Linked DNA regions of Homo sapiens: all the other regions are linked to region 2. The links are chromatin loops, found by intact Hi-C in ENCODE. Cell type or tissue: ascending aorta. All regions are shown on one strand. Region 1 has its middle 79 kb from the start of LINC02753. Region 2 has its middle 100 kb from the start of FGF3. Region 3 has its middle 59 kb from the start of LINC02753.

Evidence for each region. Peaks named below come from ENCODE experiments on the same cell type or tissue, not always from the same donor. Only the 100,000 strongest peaks of a DNase experiment are listed, where the experiment ranks them.
Region 1: a loop joins it to region 2, with 3 times the contacts of the local background. A loop is called at or near these places in 3 of 110 quality-filtered maps.
Region 3: it touches region 2 in a loop (3-fold over the local background); 4 of 110 quality-filtered maps call a loop at or near these places.

What each region holds. Positions count from the first base shown.
Region 1 is chr11:69,984,127-69,989,126 of GRCh38, forward strand. It overlaps a transcript of ANO1 not described here. Among named protein-coding and RNA genes, the nearest start is that of LINC02753, 79 kb to the right of the region's middle. RefSeq lists an enhancer at 1,957-2,774. In ascending aorta, no CTCF peak of the experiment used is centred here; a DNase peak (open chromatin) is centred at 2,094; H3K4me3 peaks cover 4,398 bases; H3K27ac peaks cover 5,000 bases.
Region 2 is chr11:69,916,870-69,921,869 of GRCh38, forward strand. No RefSeq gene overlaps it. Among named protein-coding and RNA genes, the nearest start is that of FGF3, 100 kb to the left of the region's middle. In ascending aorta, a CTCF peak has its summit at 2,147 (motif pointing right); DNase peaks (open chromatin) are centred at 1,522, 2,122, 2,672, 2,922 and 2 weaker places; H3K4me3 peaks cover 1,207 bases; H3K27ac peaks cover 4,358 bases.
Region 3 is chr11:70,003,489-70,008,488 of GRCh38, forward strand. It overlaps a transcript of ANO1 not described here. Among named protein-coding and RNA genes, the nearest start is that of LINC02753, 59 kb to the right of the region's middle. In ascending aorta, no CTCF peak of the experiment used is centred here; a DNase peak (open chromatin) is centred at 2,013; H3K27ac peaks cover 2,814 bases.

The DNA.
Region 1 (5,000 bases), 67 kb after region 2:
CATTGGCTATCAGACCCTTCCAAGAAAAATGAGTTTTTATCTCGACTTCTGCACAATGGTCAGATGGAAAAGTTCTGTGAAATGAATGTAGCCCCTGCAAGGGTCCAGGAAGGCTCTGATTTCCATCCATCCTCTTTTGCCCTCCTGGGGCACACGTCCCGGGGCTTCTTGGCATGCTCTCCTGAGGGTGAGCCTGCCGCCCACGGAGAATAAAATCCCACTTGAGTGCCTGTGTGGGATTTTGAGTCCGGACTGAAACGAGATCATTTCTGAGTCCGGACTGAAACGAGATCATTGCTAAGGAAAATGGCAGGTCACCTTTCTTTCAGACTCAATGCGAGGAAGGAATCTTGCCTCTCGTCTCCTTTTACAGTACAGCGCTGAGGTGGGGGCGGGGAAGGAGACCCGGCAGGAAACATGTCTTTGTGGGTTTGCCGCTTCAAGAGCAAGCGCTTTCCTCCTGGGGCAGTGTCCTCAGGTACCAATCCCAGCAGGCCTGGTGGGGAGGAGGACAGCTCCTCCTCCATCCAGATGCCTTCCGCGGGGATGTGGTCTGTCCTCCAGGGGTAGCCGGGTCTGTCTCCCTCAGGGCCCAGCCAAAGCTGGGCACTAGGTGAAGTGTTACCTTGGCAAGTGATCCAAGGGTCCCTGGCATGGGCTGGTCCTCAGCACCAAACCAGCTCCTCCCTTGGGGTGCAGAAGTTGTCAGATGACCTTTCAAAAGATGAGGCGGCTGCCCTGTCCCCCACGGCCTCTCCTGTGGTCACGGAGCCACTTAGCATTCTGTTTATGGTAGTTCTGCCTGAGAATTTATGGTATTTATCTGGAGATGTCAGGGGTGTGAGGTTTGTGGGTACACAAGGAGGCGCCGGCACTGCAGTTCCCCACGCCCGCCCTCCGTAGGGCCCACATTGCTGCTGTCTCTGAGGATGCTGAATTGTCCAGACCTTGGTTTCTAAACCCCACAGGGCTGGAGAGGGGCAATCCCGGCTTCCTGCCCTGAGCCCATGAGGCGGGGAAGAGGAAGGGTCGGGGACAGGCTGTGCATCAGAGTCCCTGCCTCGTCCCTGGATGCACCCCCGGGTCCAGTCCTCTTAGCCGCAGTTAACTGGAATCTTCACATAACAGGACATTCCCCCACTTTGAAACCCTTCTCACTTTATCCAGATTTCTACATTCTGCACAGGCTGTGGCTTGCGGGAGGGAACCCGGGGAGGGGAGGGGGGTGGGCAGAGGCGAATTTCTGGATTCAAGTTCAGGACCCCAGTGACCTGTAACCTCCAGCTCTCCTTTCCATCCCTGGGCTTCAGCCTCCTCGTGTGACAAATTGACAGTGATTCGTCGGGGTCCTGCCGCCTGGGGGAGGGGGCCAGGGCGCTCTTCTGATGCGGGAACCAGGGCCACTCACGGAACCGCCCCGCGCCCAGGGCTGCGCCCGTCTCTCGGGGGCTGGCTCAAGGCCCCCTCCTGTAGTCAACACCCCTTCCCTGGGGCCCTGGCTGGGGGTGCACCTCGCAGGGCCGCTCGGGGCCCCACTGCCCGCCCCAACTGATAAGACGGTCTGGGAGCGGTGGAGACGCGCCCCGCGCAGCGGGAGGCCGGGGGCGGGCCGGGACCTGGGGACCAGCCGCTGCTCCTCTGCAGCGTCCCGCGCCGCTCGCTGGGAGTCCGGGGAGCGCGGGGCGGGGCGAGGGCGGTGTCCGCAGGTAACCCCCGGGGGGTGGGGAGGTCTGCCCGGGACCCCCAGACCAAAAAGCCGAGGGGGAGGAGCGGCGCGGCCGTGAGCGAGGGCAGCCAAGTTTGGCTACAGCACGCGCGGCTTCGCTCCTGCCTCTGGGGAGGAGAGAGGGGACAGTCCCCTCCCGAGCTAGGCTCGGACCTTGGCCCCCAGAGCCGCCGCAGACCTCCAGGGGTGACTTCGTCGCTCCCTAGTCTGGACTCGCTAGGTCCCGGGTGCACCGGAGTCGCGCAGCGAACGCGCCATGCAGGAGGGCGACATCGGCCTGGAGGGGCTGCCCCCCAGGGAAGTCCCCACAGTCGGTGAGTATCCAGGGCGGCACGGGGGGTGAGGGACCGCGAGCGCGGCCGCAGTGGATCTGGGACGCCCCAGGGGCAGTGGCTTGCGGAGGACTCAGGGGCGCACGAGGAGCAGGAGGCAGGGACCCCCACCTCTGGTGGCGGGGACAGTCCTCCCCCCTCCGCGCTGCTCCCGGTGAAGGCGAGAGGGGAGGGACTGTGTCGGTCACAGGTCGCTGGGGCACTGACAGACAAACAGACGACAGACAGAGCCCCGGGGCTGGGCTGGGGCTGGGGGCGCCGCCGGGCAGGGGCCCCTGCGCGGCCCCTGGGGAGACATCTGCTAGGCCGGCCCAGGCTGTTCCCAATCCCGGGGGAGCGTCTTGCAGCGGATACGAGGTTTTCGGATGTTTTTACAGGCGCTATTAATACACATAATATTTCCGTGCTATTCTGGAGATTTATTTGTGATATAAAGTCACTACTATGACTCGAAATCATAATGGAAACTGAGAGGAACTTAGAGAGCCGGAGACAAATGAGGCCTGGACGCTAGGCCGGAGGGGGAGTCCCTGACTTCCTCCCCCCTGGCTGCACATAAATCACCACCCAGGATATTTTTGTACCAATAATTTTAAAATAAATGACCCAAGCCCTGTTTCCTGGATGATTCTCCCCTCCCAGTTCAGAGGTTATTAAATAAACCTAAGAGTGGGATAGTGACAAGGGGGCCGCAGTGTGCAGTGGGTTTTATTTAATTACACGCTGAGCTCTGCCCTTCTGAAGCCCTGGTTAGGAGGCAGTGCCCTGCAATCAGGATGCCACCGCCAACCCGGGACTGCTAACTATAGCATGGGAAGCCCTCCTTTTATTCTTCCCCCCTCCCTCCCCCGACTTTTCTTCTTTTCGAATTCCCATGGAGAAACTTATTCTGATGCGTGCCTTTCAAACAGCCGGGTCTGGCTTCTTTCTAGAAGTGACACTGTATACTCATCAAATTAAAGGCCCAGAAGAAAGAGAAAGGGGCCCCTCCAGCCAGAGCAGGCAAAAAACCTGGGCGCTGAAGTGGGCCACCAGGGCCTACTCTTGTGCGGCCAGGCTGTCCTGCCTTCCTGAGCGGCTTCCTCAAGCTCACGTGTAGAAATGATCCGTTCTGTGATCCACTGGAAACACAGCCCCAGCTCACTGTGTATGACCAGCCCACCAAGCTTCAGGCACTGATTCAAATGCTTCACACATTTATCCTCAGTGCTACCCTGTAAAGGGGTGTATAATCCTCCCCATTGTGCAGACAAAGAAACTGAGGCCACACAGCCAGTAACTGATGGCACCAAGATTAGAACGGAGGCCTGTTGTCCCGGGGCTACCTGAGGGGCTGAGGCAGGAGGATCGCTTGAGCCCGCAGTGTGCCTAGATCTTGCCACTGCACTCCAGCCTGGGTAACAGAGCAAGACCATGTCTCAAAAAAAAAAAAAAAAAAAAAAAAAAAAAAAAGACTAGAACCCAGGGTGTCTGAGTCCAGTTGCTGTGAGGCCACTGCCTCTCCCTTTCCCCACCCCAGGCAGAATCACCCAGCAATGCTTCTAGGACATCTTGAGGAAACCGTTCCCTGTGCATGAGGGTGTACTCTGGAGGCCTGTGCTTTGGTCTTTATAGGCTTTACATTTGGGCATGGGTCATGTCTCAGATGTGAGGACCTGGAGTGTTCCTTACTGGAGGATTCAGCTCATCAGATCTGAGCTGTAATCATGGATGGATGACGGCCACAGCCTCCACTCCCGGAGAGCAGGCCTTTCCTGTCCACCCCGCTGCACCTCGGCTGTGTGTGGGGTGGAATCGTGCCCCCTGCTGTGGGTAGCAGCCGTGTCAGGAGTAAGACCCCAGGACGGGTGTCCCAGCCTCGGTTCTTGGGTTTGCTGCCAGATGCACCATTCCACCGCAGTAGGCATGAAGAAATTCCATGGGAAGCCTCACAGCACCACGCCACTTTCGCTCTGTCCATGTCATTTACACCTGGAGGCCGTCAGTGGCTTCGCCCGTAAATAGGAAATTTAAAAAGCCACAGAGTTGGAGAACAGAAAGAGGTCTGGGTTCCCACTTTTTCCTGCCACCGGCACCCAGACCCAGAGAGAGGAAGCACTTATCTTGTGAAGTACAGAGAGCCCCAATTCTAGAGCCAGCCTCCCAGGTCTCAATCCCAGCTTTGCCGCCTGCAGCCCTGTGCCCTCGGCCAACTTACTTAACCACTCTATGCCTTATCTGTAAAGTCCGGAGGGTGGCTGTGAAAAGGACTTGAGTTCATAGCCTTTCCAAAGTGCCTGGCTCTGTTCTGTGCATGAGTGAGGATTATCATCATTGTCATCAATGTCATCACTGCAAGCTTCATCCATATGACCCAGGTGTGAAGTCACACCGAGTGCTCTGTGACTGATCCTATAACCTGCTCATTCTCGCTCCCCTGCAAAACCACAAGCCCACTCTCCCAGGGAGCAATTGATTGGTACAGATGCCCCCTCCCATTCTGCCTACTTAGCAGCTCCTTAGTTATTCTTTAATAAGCTACTTATTTATACGCTTGTGGTCTGAACCTCCCACAAGGGCAGGTGGAGTTAGGGTGAGGTCTGCGGCATCCCTCCACTGGGACATGTCTGCCCAACTCACTCCTGCACAACCCTCAAAACTCAGCTGGTATATCCCCTTCTCTTGGAAATCAACCCACATGCCTCTCTGCACTAATAGTATCCTGGGCACCAAGTGAAGGAGGGAGGGAATGAGGAAGGAAGGAATGAGGAAGGAAGGAAAGAAGGAAGGAAGGAAGGAAATAGACAGGGAAGGAGGGAAGTAGGGAGGGAGGTAGGGAGGGACGGAGGGAGGGAGGGAAGGAAGGTGATGTTAGCTAATGTTGGTTGAGCAGGTGACTGCGTGCCAGTCACCCATGGAAGCCCTGGTACCTGCATCATCATGTACAATCCCCACTCACTGTA
Region 2 (5,000 bases):
AAAAAAGGAATGCCACTAGTCTAGAATCAAGGTGTCTGCAGGGCTACATTTCTCCTGGAGAGTCTAGGAGAACCCAAGCCTTGTCTTTTCCAGCTTCCAGAGGCAGCTTGTGCTCCTTGGCTTGTGGCCCCTTCCTCCATCTTCAAAGTCAGCAGCACTGCCCCTCCTGGGAAGATTTTCCTCTCTCTCCCTCTCCCTCTCTCCCTCTCTTCTATCTCTCCCTCTCTCCCCTCCCTCTCTCTCTCTCTCTCCTTCTCTCCTCTCCCTCTCTCTCCTGAGCCATGCCCTGGCCCTGCCCTGCTCCGCCCTGCCTCTCTCCCTCTCTCTTCACTCTCTCCCTCTCTCTTTTTCTCTCTCCCTCTCTTCTCTCTCTCTCCTCTCCCTCTCTCCTCTCTCTCTCCTCTCCCTCTCTCCCTCCCTCTCCTCTTTCTCCTCTCCCTCTCTCTCTCCCTCTCTTCTCTCTCTCTCCCTCTCCCCTCCCTCTCTCTCTCTCCCTCTCTTCTCTTCTCCCCCGCTTCTCTCTCTCTCCCCCTCTCCCCTCCTCTCTTTCTCTCTCTTCTCTTCTCTCTCCCACTCTCTTCTCCCTCCTCTCTCTCCCTTTCTCCTCTCTATTTCTCTCTCTCTCCCTCTCTCCTCTCCCTCTCTCTCCCTCTCTCCTCTCTCTCTCTCTCCCTCTCTCCTCTCTCTCTCCCTCTCTGGCCCCCTCCCCTTCTCTCTTCTCTTCTCTCTCCCTCTCTCCTCTCTCTCTCCGTTTCCCTCTCTCTCTCCCCCGTCTCTCCCTCTCTTCTCTCTCTCCCTCTCTCCTCTCCCTCTCTCCTCTCACTCTCTCCCTCTCTCTCCTCTCTTCTCTCTCTCCCTCTCTCTCTTCTCTGCCTCTCTTCTCTATCTCCCTCTCTCTGTTTTCTCTTTCTCCCTCTCTCCTCTTTCTCTCTCTCCCTCTCTCTCTCTCCCTCTCTCCTCTCTCTCTCCCTCTCTCCTCTCTCTCTCCCTCTCTCTCTTCCCCCTCTCTTCTCTCTCTCCCTCTCTCCTCTATCCCTCTCTCTCCCTCTCTCCTCTATCCCTCTCTCTCCCTCTCTCCTCTATCCCTCTCTCTCCCTCTCTCCCCCTTCTCTTCTCTCTCTCTCCCTCTCTCCTCTATTCCTCTCTTTCTCCCCCCCCCCCCCGCTTCTTCTTGTCACATCTTTTCTGTGACTCCCTCCTGCCTCCCTCTTACAGGAAGCTGGAGGTTACCCACGACCGTCTGGGATCATCTCCACCTCAGAATCCTTGCTCCGTGACATCGGTAGAATGTCTTTGGCCACGGAAGGGAACATGTTCATAGGTCCTGGGCACTAAGATGTGGGGGATTCCATTACTGGTGGGGGGTTCCATTATTTGGTTGACCACCGACCTGGTACACAGTGGGTGCCCCTGGGATTTGTTGTAGCAGGGAGCACTGGCTGCAGCAGGAGCCTGACCCTCGCGGGAGCGTCTAGCCAGCCTTGGTGCCAGGTAGGCCGTGGCATTTAGCTCTCCGGCCCAGAGCCTCAGCAAGGCCACGGCGCTCGGCCAGAGGAACACAGCCACCCAGCGGAGAGCCAAGACTCAGCCCAGACGTCCCAGACGCCAGGCCCTTTCCTGGGTGCCCTCAGCACGCCCCACCCCCACCCCGTGAGGACGTCTGCCCGGGCTCCGGATGCCCCAGGGCCTTGGACCACCAGGGACTGTGCCTTAGGGGCAGGGTGACCCTGCGGTGCTGGGCGTTTGACACGGCCTTTCCCCCTGGAAGCCTCTGTCGCCCTCGATACAATGTGAAGAGTTGGGCTGTAGGGTCAGGCGGAGAGATTGGGGTTCACATCTGGATTCTGGCATCCACGGGCAGAGCGACCAGGACCAGTCTGAGAAACGGGGTCCTCACTCTAAACGTCCGGACGGCCCCTGCCTTAGAGGGAGTGGGGGATGAAATGTAGCAATGTCCCCTGCACATGGAGAAGCCTCCTCAGGCGAGGCCGGGGGATCAGGCAGCTCGCGCCCGGAAGGCTTCGCATATAATGCACCGTCTATTTCAGCTCGCCGGGGTCTTGCTGCAAAGTTGCGCAACAGAAAATGTGAGAGACGCGGCAGTCACTCCACTAAGCGGGACAGGGCCAGGCCCGCCGCCAGGGGGCAGCATCGCCTCTCCCGGCCGAGCCTTCCTGGGAGTCCCGCGGGGGCTGCTCCCCAAAGGACAGAGCTCCGGGTTCATGGGGAACGGGGTGCCGAGAAAGCCTGCCTGGCCCTCCCAGGCCCCACTTCCTTGTTCTTACAAACCTAAGGAAGAGTGGGCTCCTGGGATTAACTCGGCGTCACGAAACCCTGGCCCTGAGGGACGGACCTCTCAGCCTGGGTCAGGCCAAGGACATCTGAGTGGCCCCACCGCGAACTCCTGTGAGCCCCTGGAGCGAGCAGTGGCCTCGAGTCTGTGCCCACCTCCTTTCACGCCCCTCTTCCCTGGCTGGCCATCTTGGCATCCCTCCTCCCCTGCCACTCTATCTTGGCCTCCTGGGCCGGCTCCCACCCCCCGGTTCCCATGCTTCCTCCCCGCAGAGAGGGACCCAGAGGTGCCACCACCTTGGGGTGACCAAGTCCCAGTGCTATGTTCGGCCCCAGGGCTCCTTCACTTCACTCACAGGCGCCTTTCCCTGCAGCTCACACAGGCACAAAGTAACACACGTGCCCGCACACTCGTGTATACACGCACACAGGCACACACTACTGCTCACATGCACATAAGTGCAATGTGTCCTCACATGAACATGAGTGCAATGGGAACACTCTTACACACCAGTTCACAGACACCCACATGCACACACTCCACCACACATGCATACACACAGACAGGTACACACTCCTCCAGGGCTCTTGGGAATAGTCCTCTGTTTTGTCACCAAGCTCCCAGGAAAGCTGCCCCTCCCTGCTGGCTCCAGGGCCTGTCACCAGCCATCCAGCTCTTGCCTGGAGTGAGTCCTCCCTCCTCAGGGTGAGTCCTTCCTCCTTGGGGTGAGTTCCCCTCCTGGGGTGAGTCCTCCTTCCTGAGGTAAGTCCTCCCTTCTCAGGGTGAGTCCTCTCTCCTCAGGGTGAGTTTCCCTCCTGGGGTTAGTCCTCCTGCCTCTGAGTGAGTTCCCCCTCCTCAGGGTGAGTCCTCCTCAGGGTGAGTTCCCCCTCCTTGGGTGAATGCTCCCTTCTCACGGTGAGTTCCCCTCCTAGAGTGAGTCCTGCCTCCTCTGGGTGAGTCCCCCTCCTGGGATGCGTCCTCCCTCCTGAGGTAAGTCCATCCTTCTCAGGGTGAGTCCTCCTCAGGGTGAGTTCCCCCTCCTAGGGTGACCCCTCCTTCCTCAACCCGGAGTTCCCCTCCTGGGGTGAGTCCTCTCACCTCTGGGTGAGTTCCCCCTCCTCAGGGTGAGTTCCCCTCCTGAGGTGAGTCCTCCCTTCTCTGGGTGAGTTCCCCTCCTGAGGTGAGTCCTGCCTCCTCAGGGTGAGTTCCCCTCCTGGGTGAGTGCCCCCCCCTCTAGATGAGTTCCCCCTCCTCTGGGTGAGTCCCCCTCCTTAGGGTGAGTTCCCCTCCTGAGGTGAGTTTCCCTCCTGGGGTAAGCCCTCCCGCTTCTGGGTGAGTCCTCCCTTTTCAGGCTGAGTCCTCCCTCCTGGGGTGAGTCCTCCCTCAGGTCCACCTCCTCTCCCCAGCCGGCTTCCATGGGGCTTCTTCAGTGGTTCCAGCTGGCGTGTGCCAGTCCCCCAGGAGGTCCAGGTCCTTTCTCGACATTTTCCTCAGCTGCTGGGGCTGCAGGGGATGCACCAGCTGCATGGACGGGGTGGCATTGCCTGATCCCACCTCCCACAAACGTCTGTGCACCTGCCCCTGCCCCAGTGCTGCAGCCTCAGTGTAGATGTGGCCACACAGGGCCTGCAACCACTGAGCTCCGAAGCCCCAACCTGCAGCCATGGGGCGGGGGGACATGAATTCGAAGCCCTGTGGCATCAATAGGGTAATGTGGCGGGTACCAGGTGGGGTCCTCCTGCTGCCCCAGGAGCGGGGCCCACCGCGGCCTGCAGCAGCCACAGGTGCAGGAGGGTGGGGGAGGCTGTCAGAGGCTATCAGTGCCCAAGCTGCCTTCTGCTTGGGGACAGCCCTCAGATGAGTCCCTGGGAGCCCGGTGCTCCTCAGCGAGGGCCTGGGCTGGGGTTTGGGGCTGCTCCCTGGCTCTGCCCATCAGCAGCATGACACAGGCAGGCCGGGCCACTCAGGGCTCCAGACTTCTCAAGGTGCAGTGTGGCAGGACAGCCTCCCTGAGGGTGTTCTGAGGACTCGGAGCTGCCTCTGAAGTTCCTACTCACTGTTCACTCCAATACATGAGGTTAGGGTCAGGTCGGGTAATCAGTGAGACACCAACCCCCTGCCACCCCTAGGAAGGTGGGGAGGGCCAAGTCCTGGCTGCTCATGGCATCCTGGCTTTTCAGGAGCCCTTCGGTCAAAAATAAAATGATCTGCTTGCCCTACAAGAAATAAAGCTGGGGTGACCCAGAGAGGCTGGGCTCAGCCTGGGAAAGGGGGTGTCCCAAGAGAAGGAGGAGGGTAAAGGGCTGTGGCCTCTCCGGAGGGGGCCACCGGGAGTCACCGAGAGGCAGCAGGACCAAGGGGGAGGCTCTGGGCATCCTGCCGAGAGCACCACAGGTTAAAAAACCCTACCCAAGGCCTTTGATCCCCTGCTGGGGAGAGATTGGATGTCCCTTGAACCCCAGGAGGAACCAGACCTCGGGCTGGATTTTATTCTGTGGAGACAAGTGAAGCTTCGTGACATCCACGGCGTGAGTCCTGGGGAGTGGAGCTGTCCAGCCTGTGGCTCTGGGCCTGCGTCACGCCACTTGTGGGTGGGCCTGTGTCACGCAGCTCACGGGACAGAGCCAGGACACCCCGAGGAAGGCTGGGGCAGGACAGCCAGGCCCCCATGCTCTCGCTGGCTTCACAGTCCAACTGGGAGACAAGA
Region 3 (5,000 bases), 87 kb after region 2:
TCTTCAGGCTGCAGGAAGCTTACTCTGTGCTGGGAGGGCATATCACCCTTTATGTCCAGTGCTTAGCACAGAGCTGGGGCTTAATAAATTGTTGGTGGATGGATGGGTGGATGGATGGATGGATGGATGGATGGATGGATGGATGGATGGATGGATGGATAAATGGGTAGATGAATGGAATGGGTGGATGGATAGGTAATTGTATTGATGGAGAGGATGGAGTAAATAAAACAGATGTTTACCACTTGATCAAATCACTCCAATCCTAGAAACATATCCTACAGAATTGATTGAGCAGGTGGATAAAGACTGTTTCACATAGAACAGTGAAAAAGAAATGACCCTAAGTAGGGACTGGATGGCTACCTGTGGACACCCCACAGGGAATAGTGTGAGGCTGCTATATCCTGGCCCTCAGCTCCTGCCATGTTCTCCCAGCCTCCACGTGCCAACCATACAGCCTCTCCCCACTTCTGGAAGAATCCAGGCACACTGTCCCGTCCAGACCACCCACGAGCTCCTCCTTCAGCCTGAGGCACTTTTCCTCCTGCTCCGACCCTTTGGACCTCCCTCATAACCTCTTCCCAGTCCCCAGGAGCCCACCAGGGGCTCCTTCAGCGGCCCCCAAAGCCCCAGGTCCTCACACAGTGGTCTCACCACCCTGCACCCCACCTGACTTTGTCTTCACAAGGGCAGCGCTGTGTTCCCATCTTGTTGGCTGGATGTTTTTCAAGCATCTGGTCTGTGCTAGACGTGAGCTTTAGAGTAGTGAGATGTAGTCCAGAACACAGTTACATGAGAGAGAGTGTGTGCAAAAAGAACAGGTTACAAAAAGATACAGCTATTAGAAATTACAATGGCTAATATTTGCTGTGTGTGACCACACGCCGGATGCTTATATGTGCACTTTTACAGGGACCATCTCATGACTAGTCATTGTGCCCTTCGAGGGAGGTACTGCTCCTTCCCCAATTTAAGGTGAGGCAACCTCTCACATGGTTGTGATGTGGTGGAGCCAGTGCTCAAATCCACACAGTGGGAACACAGGGTTCCAGGCCACTGTCAGATGGGGGCTATGAGAATAAAGCGTGTCGCGACGTTACGCAGCATCTCCTGGCTCTCAGAGCTTGCAGCCACAGGCTTCTCCATCACACTGCCCTCAAAAAATATCGTGGAGCAATGGAGATATCTTTTGTGTGGCTGCCCTGCTTTCTTCTAGACTTGGCAAATAAGCTTTCAGTGCTACTGGGAGAGATTTAACACAGTGGGCACAAGTGAGGTTGATTTACACTAGCGCACCTTTGAACAGTCCTTGACTTGGGGAATTAGAATTGGTGACAGAGGCCGGGCGCTGTGGCTCACACCTGTAATCCCAACACTTTGGGAGTCCCAGGTGGGTGGATCACCTGAGGTCAGGAGTTCGAGACCAGCCTGGCCAACATTGCAAAACCCCGTCTCTACTAAAACTACAAAAATTAGCCAGGTGTGGTTGCAGGTGCTTGAAATCCCAGCTACTCAGGAGGCTGAGGCAGGAGAATTGCTAGAACCTGGGAGGCGCAGGCTGCAGTGAGCCGAGATCGTGCCACTGCACTCCAGCCTGGGTGACAGAGCGAGATTCCAACTCAAAAAAAAAAAAAAAATTGGTGACAGAAACATTCTTATCATGGGTGCATTACAAATGTCACCACTGGCTACTGAACATCTCTTTAGTCTTTAGAACTTTATTATGTGTTTATGTTCTCATTTACTCCACCCAAATCCCCTCACAGATTGATATCATTTTCATTATTTTACAAGTGAAGAAGCTGGGGTTCAGAGAGGTGAAGTAACATGGCAGAAGTCACACAGCCCAAACTGATATATCAGAGCATAAGGCTTTTCTCTGCCAGCTTCAGAACCAGGGAGGAGATGGCATGTTGCTTAAAATGTCAATGGAAATAAAACGTTCTTGTTGGCACACTGTCCTGAATTATTCTAGGACACATCTGTGAGAAATTCCTAGGGTTTGCAATCTCCGCTCCTCTGTGGAGTCAGCCAAACATGGCCTCATTGTTGATCTTCAGAGGCATATTTTTAGTGTGAGGTGGGTTGTGTTTATTTATTCGATGAATAGCAAAATGAGGTTTCTATAAATAAAGCCATGTCTTTCTCCCCCTCATTTTATTTCCTGTGCACGATTCACAAGTGAGTTGACCAATCCAATGAGTTTACCAGCTCCAAAGAATTCAAAATGGAAAAATTCCTGGGACTGACCGAGAAGGGACAGTCCAGCCTTTAAAGTGTCTCTCCATCTCGACCACCAAAGCTGTGGCTTTTGACTCCTTGTTAAGAGCAGACGTCTGTCCTGTCTGGGGATGGATTCTGATCATTTTTAGTAGTAATTACGTGAAGACTCTTCCTCTTTTAACTGACAGCAATAGAACAGTTGTGGACCAAGTGATAAATCCATTTCCACTTTTCAGTCTGTAAAACACTTTGCACCAGTCTGGGGAAATAAACACCAACACATACAAGCTTTGCAAACTCTGGGGTGGCAGGTGTAACCAGCTAGGCAACCAATGACCACGTTTGTGGGAAGAGACATCTTCAGCTCTTACCTACGTGGAGACACGCTCCGGTCCCTAAACACACCTACCCAGCTGTCTTATGTGCCATCTCAGGAGTGAGGATGCCCATCTCCACCTGCAAGCCAATTTCCCCACTGGGCATGTTGTCCAGTGAGCAGGAACTAGTCCAGGACTTTCACATCCAATTTGATGCTAAAACTTTCTTCCACCCAAGCGTGTGTTCCCATTGTCAACCTGGTTTTCCCCCTCCCATCATGACATTTTATCCCTCATGGCTTCTTCCTGCCTACAGCTCTTCCTTATCTGAACTTGACCCCAGCCCTGTAAGCAAATTTGCAAGTCCAGGGACTGCCTGGGGTGGGCGCGCCCAGGCTGACATGATGCTTGCCCACCCACCTCCCCTACCTCTGCTCTCTGCCCTGAACCCCACACACAGACCCTGGCCTACAAATGCTGATCTCTCAAACAGCCTGTATTTCACTCTTTCTTTCTTCCTTTCTTTCTTTCTTTTCTTTCTTTCTTTCTTACTTACTTTCTTTCTTTCCTTCTTTCTTTCTCTTTCTTTCTTTCTTCTTTCTTTTCTTTCTTCTTTCTTTCTTTCTTCTTTCTTTTTTTTTTTTTTTTTTTTTTTTGAGATGGAGTCTCACTCTGTGACCCAGACTGGAGTGCAGTGTTGCGATCTTGGCTCACTGCAACCTTCACCTCTCTGGTTCAAGTAATTCTCCTGCCTCGACCTCCCAAGTAGCTGGGATCACAAGTGCCTACCACCAAGTCTGGCTAATTTTTCTATTTTTAGTAGGGAAGGGGTTTCGCCACGTTGGCCAGGCTGGTCTCGAACTCCTGACTTCAGGTGATCCGCCCGCCTCGGCCTCCCAAAGTGCTGGGATGACGGGGGTGAGCCATCACACCCGGCCCATTTTAATCATTTTAAATGTACAGTACAATAGTATTAACTGTATGCACATTGCTGTGCATTAACTGTATGCACATGATGCTGTGCATACTGAAACTCTGTACCCATTGAACAGCAACTTCCCCCTCCCTGAGCCCCTGGCAACCATCATTTTACTTTCTGTTTCTGAGAGTTTGGTTGTTTTAGATACCCCATATGAGTGGAATCCAACAGTAACTGTCTTTCTGTATCTGACTTACTTCACTTCGCATAATATCCTCAAAGTTCATTCAACTGGTAGCATATTGCAGAACCTCCTTTCTTTCTTTTTTTTTTTTTTTTTTCTTGAGACAGAGTCTCGCTTAGTCACCCAGGCTGGAGTGCAGTGGCGCGATCTCAGCTCACGGCAAGCTCCGCCTCCCGGGTTCACGCCATTCTCCTGCCTCAGCCTCCCGAGTAGCTGGGACTACAAGTGCCTGCCACCACAACTGGCTAATTTTTAGTATTTTTATTAGAGACGGGGTTTCACCATGTTAGCCAGGATGGTCTCGATCTCCTGACCTCGTGATCCGCCGGCCCATCTTGGCCTCCCAAAGTGCTGGGATTACAGGCGTGAGCCACCGCGCCCGGCCACCTCCTTTCTTTTTAAGGCTTAACAATATCTCATTGTATGGTAGACCACATTTTACTTCTCTATTGATCAGCTGATGACTAGTTAGGTTGTTTCCACCCCTTGCCTGGCTATTTCCAATAACGCTGCAACGAACCTAGGTGTGCAGATGCCTCTTTGGGATCCTGCTTTAAATTCCTTTGGGGAGACACCCAGCAATGGGATTACTGGATCAATTTTTCATTTTTTTAGGAACTTCCATGCTGTTTCCACTGCAGTGACATTACTTTACATTCCCACCTCTAGTACACAAATGTTTCAGTTTGTCCACATCCTCATCCAAACGTGTTATTTTATGCTTCGGGTTATTATTACTTTTTTTAATAGCGGCCATCCCAGTGGGTGTGAGGTGGTATCTCCTTGTGGTTTGGCTTTGCATTTCCCTGATGACTAGTGATGTGGAGCATCTTACCATGTGCTTCTTGACCATTTGTGTTTTCTTTAGAGAAATGTCTATTAATTCTCTTGCTCATTTTAAAATCAGAGTATTTGATTTTGTTGTTGTTGAGTTACAGGAGCTCTTTATATATATTAGATATTAATCCCTTATCAAATATATGCCTTACAAATATTTCTTCTACTCAGTAAATTGCCGTTTCACTCTGTTTATTTCCTTTGCTGTGCAGAAGTTTTTGAGCTCGATACAGTCTCATTTTGCTTTGGTTGCCTGTGCCTGTGGTCTCATATCCAAGAAACAATGCCAAGTCATGTCATAAGTTTCTGCCCTGTGTTTTCTTCTAGCAGTTCTGTATTTGCAGGTCTTATGTTTAGGTCTTTAATCCATTTTGAGTTCACTTTTGTATATGGCGTAAGGTAAGGATCCAGCTTCATTCTTTTGCATGTGAATATCCAGTTTCCCAGCGACCTTTGG